2 separate regions of the Mus musculus genome follow, and region 1 is linked to region 2. Evidence: chromatin contacts called from ENCODE Hi-C or POLR2A ChIA-PET data. All regions are on one chromosome and are shown on one strand. Each heading gives the region's core, a stretch centred on a gene start or an enhancer-like site at or near the end of the contact. The rest is flanking DNA. Distances are from core to core; before and after follow the strand shown.

Region 1 (2,923 bases), core at 348-2,847, 73 kb before region 2:
AATAATGTTTCATAGACTATTATTATTTTTCTGAGTATCAGAGAAGCCAATGAGAACTGTCTGGTTATTTTTCTTATAAAGTTTATATAATCCACAAAAATATTGGTATTTAAGATAAGGTGGTTAAAAGCACATACGTGTTCTAAGCAGAGTTTAATGCTATAAAAAACGCTCATAACAAATGAACATGGTGTGACTTAATTAAAAGTGGCAAAATAGTAAAAACCAGAACAAGACATTAGGAGTTTAGTATCTACAAATCTTGAGGCCCTGAGCAAGTCAGATCTCTTTGAATCGATTTTTCACCTTTCAGACAAAGTATAAATATATTGGCACATCTTCCCAGGAAGAACTGTCATGCACACGGAGCATCAGTGCATTAGATGCCACATGAAGTGATAGAGTGAGAGCTTAGACTCTGTAGATAACGTGGATAGATGGAAGAAAAGAAATTGAGTATAGATAGTATAGACCGGGTTTATCAGGTATGTCAGGTGATGCGCCTGTGCCCTCCTTAGTCTCCTCTTGAACTTTAGTAAATAATCCCTAAGATTATGCACAACACAACTCTCCTGAAAACCGCTCCAAAGCTTCCAACACCACACAGCCCCTGATAGGTATTTGTTTTAACTCTAGAGCGTAGGACCTTTAAAAAAAAAAAAAAAGATTTATTTTATTTATAGGAGTACTGTAGCTATCTTCAGACACACCAGAAGAGGGCGTCATATCCCATTACAGATGGTTGTGAGCCACCATGTGGTTGGTGGGAATTGAACTCGGGACCTCTGGAAGAACAGTCAGTGCTCTTAATCTCTGAGCCATCAACGATTGACTGGACTAAGCAAATCTAAGATGGTCCTCTCTCTGGGATTTTTATCTCTATATGGAAGTGTTGCTTTGAAGGTTCATGTCAGGTTATTTAACCTCCAAGGGGTCCCTTTTAAAATCTGTAATGATTTATTCCACAGAAAACGGAATGACTTTCCAATATATCAACTTCCCCCACAGAACTCTGCCCCCCGCCCCGAAACTGTTTTTTATAAACTGTTAAAGAGTACTAGGCGGGCTAGAGACCACACTTGGTTAAATATGACAAAAATCCCACAACAGTCATGTAAGTCTCATTAAGCTGGTAACACGATCTTTCAATAGCAAACCTTTATACACCTCCCAAGATCAGGTGGTCAGCTAACAGAGCCCCATGAATGATTTGAGAGGTAGGGGTGGGGCAATCCCGGACTCTACCCGAGCCATCTTAAAAGCACATGGAAGACAACTGGCAGCACACTACATTGTAATAGAGTGAACATTGAAAGAACTGTTTCAACCATCCTCTCTCCATCCTGACCCGGTAACCCAGCCTAGGTCGCAAAAACCTTCAGAACAAGTTCTATCTGATTTAGATCCACCCACGTCTCCCTCCCTGTCCAACCTGCAGAATGCCTCCGGCTTGTAGGACTCCTCTCTCCTCGCTGGGAGCTACCTTCAAGATCAAATAATCCAAACCCAAGTTTGTAGACTAGCGAACGGTACATCCACAGGACCGAACTCTAGGGAATATCCTTGCGACCTAGGTGCACACAAGGAATGCCAAAGCTGCGTTTCCAGGGCCCTTGCTTGTGACGTCACACCATGCGAGACTACATTTCCCACAAGTCTGTGAGAGGAAATTTTAGAAACTCATGAAAGGATTTGAGTATTTCCTGGTTTTTTAGCTCTGCTTTCTGAGATTGAGGATGTCATTAAAGCAACCAGTCACCAAGCACTGAGTAACTACAGATAAATATCATGTTCTTTTTTAATTTGTAGAACTACAAAATGAATTCATTGAGATGTCTGAATGTGATTAAACCCTTTCTTATTTATTCATTTTACCTACTATTTCTGGTTATTGTAGCTTAAAACCATATGCCTACTTATAGATGCTTATTGTAGCATGGAAAATTAACATAATCATCTAGATTTTTCTTGAAGATACTTACTAAACAAACAATAAACCAAAGTCCCACTCTGGCTTCCTGCCCACACGATAATTAGGTATAGTAGTATGACCAATTAACCCTTTCCACCTGACCCCTAAATTCCCTTTTATACCCTATTGGTGAAACAATGAAGTTGACCTGACACACTTCACTGGTCTCAGGAGATCATTCTATAATACAACCATCTCTAGCCTGTCTGCCATGGTTTACTCCTTTTGTCTTCACTGGTGGCTAACAACCACCCAAGGAGAAAGAAGACCCACATTAAGGCTATCGTCCTCAGTGGTTCACTAGGAAAAAAGTTGCTTCCTTTTTCTGAGATTTTTTTGTTCCTGTTGTTATTTACATTTCAAATGTTATCCCCACCACCCAGTTTCCACTCCGCAAACCCCCTATCCCATCCCCCATTGCTTCCATGAGGGTGCTCGCCCACCCAGCCACCCTAGCATTCCCCTATGCTTAGACATCGATCTTCCACAGGACCAACGGCCTCTCCTCCAATTGATGCCTGATAAGCTACATATGGAACTTGGAGCCATGGGTCCCTATATATGTACTCATTGATAGGTGGATTAGCCCCTGGGAGCTCTGGCAGGTCTGCTTGGTTGATATTGTTGTTCTTCCTATGGGGTTGCAAACCCCTTCAGCTCCTTCAGTACTTCCTCCAACTCCTTCATTGGGGTCCCTGTGTTCAGTCAGATATTTGGCTGCAGGCATCCCCATCTGTATTGGTCAGACTTTGGCAGGGCCTCTCAGGGGACTGCTATACCAGGCTCTTGTCAGCAAGCTCTTCTTGGCATCTGCAATGGTGTCTGGGTTTGGTGTCTGTAAATGGGATGGATACCTAGGTGGAGGAGTTTCTGGATGGCCTTTCCTTCAGTCTCTGCTCCACTCTTTGTCCCTCATTTCCTTTAGACAGGAGCAATTCTGTGTTAATATTT
Region 2 (2,963 bases), core at 344-2,843:
ATGTGAATCCTAGCATCCTAGTCTCTAACCGGCCTGCTTAGCATACTAACCTGTGGGGTGTTTTTGACACAGTCCTCCATCAGCTAAATGCTACTTACTGTCACTATTTCTTAAGCTTGGTAAACCATTTAAATCATCAATTCTACTCTTCTACATCTCAGCTTAGTATGGGAGTGCTACCCAACACATGAGATGCCTTTTAACAGCTCCACAAAATTAACTACAAATGGATCTTATACTTAATAGGTAAATGCTGGGGGCAAAACTTATAGAAGATTCAAGAGAAACTAGGGCTCTCCAAGTTTGGCATCCTGCCCGTGAAATTTCTACAAGCAAGCCCCTAATCCTAATGTTTTGAGCTGATTCAGCCCTGATACTGATGTTATTCAGAGTTCACCGCCTGTTTTAGCAAGTGAGGAGCATCACAAAGGACCGCACAATTGGCCACATCTGGTTACATCTGGCTGAGGCTTCCCATACAGCCCCAGAGAGGACACACCACCTCAGCTCCCACTGCTCAGCCACCTGCCCCTACCCATTATAGACAGTAACCATGCGCTTACCATGTTTCAAAAACGGAGCTTACTTGAGGTCCACTCACAGCACCCAACAGCAGCGCTCAAAGCAAGACACAGAGACGGTTCAATCCTGTAGAGCAAAAACAAACTTCCAGCAAGGCATCCGGAAGACCCCGCCTCATTGTCTGACTGGCAGTTCGCCCTGGAATCCTTGATTGGCCAGCGAGTCTTACCCCGCCTCTAGATTAAAGTGTGCTTCCTGTCCCGGTCCAGTCCTTTTACAGATCTCGGGAGTGGTTTGCATTCGGGTGGCATTTGTGCCTATCCTCCTAGAGCCTCCTCTATCTGTGGTCCCAGGCCGACTTTGAGGAGGATCCACCATTGCAGCTCCGGCTGTTCATCCGCCTGCTCCTCCCCTTTGTGGGCAGTGATCTCGCACTCACCATGTCTCAACTTCGGAGCTCGCTTAAGGTCCCCAATGGCACCCAACAGCATTACTCAAAGCAGGACGGAAAGGACTATTCACTCCTGCATTCCAAAACGAACGTGCAGCAAGCCACCCGGAAGAACCCTCCTCATTGTCTGACTGGCAGATCCGCCTGGGGCCCTAGATTGCCCAATGAGTCTTACCCCTCCTCAAGGTTAAATAGAGCTTCCAGTCTTGGGTCAGACCTTTTCCAGATCTCTGGTCTGACTTGCTCTCCATTAGCATTTGTGTCTATCCTCCGAGCGGTGGGAGTGGAGACAGCATTTCAGCTCAGGCTGTTCAGCCGCCTGCTCCTTCCCGTTGTAGCAGTGGTCCTGCACTCACCATGACCTACTTCCTGGCTTGCTTGAGCTTTCCTCACAGCACTTCCCCTTCTTCCTGAAATCAAGGTCGCTAGCCTTTTACTAAACTGGGAGTGGAGTTATCAATCTGGCTCACCAGTGGAAGGATGCCCAGGATAATAACACTAAAGAGGATTTTAGGATACAAGAGTTTTGTTTTGTAGCTTGATGCTGGACCAGGGGAAATGCAGGTCCTTTTCACCAAAGAGGTATGAAACAACCTTGGGAGAAAACCAGGAAAGAGATGACAAACAGTGTAGAGCACTGTTGTTAGCCAGCGCATCTTCCTCAGTGGCAGGGTGGAGACAAACCACAGTTGTATTAGTACAGATAATCGTACCTCATCTCATAGGACGAATTTCTTTATGTATGTAGAAAGGGGATTAATAGAATGTCTCACAGACAGTGGTCCTCCTAGTCCAATAATGGCTTAGCACATTCATTGCCAAGGGAAAGAAGAAAAATCAAGGACTTGTTGAGTTCACATTGCTTGATATCTCAGCGGATCTTGAGAACTTACCAGAATTCTGAAGAAATACGTACTTACTAATGCCAGTTTAAAAACAAAACAAAATGAATGAATGAACAAACAAAACACCTTGCTAAAAAATGTAGGGAAAGAAGTAGACAATTTGAAAGAACTTCCCTGTTTAAGGTCCTTTATGTATGTAGGTTTCAGAAAGAATGTGTAGCCTGGATTAAAGGTGGATCTTAAACTCTCAAAAGACCAAGATATAGCAAGGGTTTCTCACTTCAAAAGGAATAATTAAGAAAACTCCCTTACAGGATGCAGGGTTAGAGTTAGGGGATTAGAGGGTTAGGATTAAGATAAAGAGTGTTTAGATTAGGGTTAGTGTGGTTAGGGTTACAGGTTTAGGGTTAGGCTCAGGGTTAGCACAAAGATTTTGCTGTGCTATGTGAAATCAGCTCCTGTCTCTTCTCTCATCTGCCTTCCCAGTCCTCTTTTTCATACTATCAGCATCTTCCTTCCTGCCCCAAAGAAAGTCATAAGGGGGCTATGCAAGAACCCGGAATTCCCTGATGGGAAATAGGTTTACTTTACTCAGGGGCCCAGTTCTCATACAACAGAAAACCACTATTTCTTCAGTTGTTGTTTTAAATTTCACCTAGGGAATCCTCTTAAAATGTAAGCAATCATGGGGCTTGGTGTCTTTTTTTGATAATGATATAAAGCATAGACCATTTAATTTTACCAGGTCTTTAGGTAATATAACCACATGGTTCAAGATCAAATGGTAGGCACCATTATTCTTGATGGTCCCACCGAGTCAATAGTATCCCTATTACACAAAGAAGAAATATCAGACTTACAAAGTATTCGTTTTGCATCTTAATGTTTTGTTTTGTTCTGATTCTAGTAACTTCTACCTTACAGATTTAATGGCTCCTCAAAAGAACCTAAAAGTTTTCCCATCCACATACCTCCAAAAGTGGCATACTAACAAAGGATACAATGACTTTGATATTCACAGATCCCAACAGACAAGTATAAGTTACTAAGTGCTAGTAAGGCATTTTTTTAAGATTTTTTTTTAATGTCCATGAATATACACTGTAGCTGTCCTCAGATACACCAGAAGAAGGCGTTGGATTCCA

What was found. A loop is a pair of places that touch in the nucleus more often than their neighbours do. ChIA-PET counts read pairs that join two places held with the same protein, here RNA polymerase II (POLR2A).
Region 1: a loop to region 2 is called in a map of left cerebral cortex, with 4 times the contacts of the local background. The contact joins the promoter of Zfp72 here to the promoter of E430024I08Rik in region 2. A Hi-C loop is called at or near these places in 1 of 37 maps with a recorded cell type or tissue (left cerebral cortex). POLR2A ChIA-PET finds 5 or more read pairs at or near these places in 4 of 5 experiments (Patski and embryonic stem cell).

Annotation. Positions count from the first base shown.
Region 1 is chr13:74,389,232-74,392,154 of GRCm38, forward strand. Zfp72 (zinc finger protein 72) reads right to left here and starts at 1,598. Exons shown (of 5, transcript NM_001374038.1): 1 at 1,433-1,598.
Region 2 is chr13:74,462,019-74,464,981 of GRCm38, forward strand. E430024I08Rik (a long non-coding RNA gene) reads right to left here and starts at 1,594. Exons shown (of 8, transcript XR_003950546.1): 1 at 1,191-1,594; 2 at 564-648.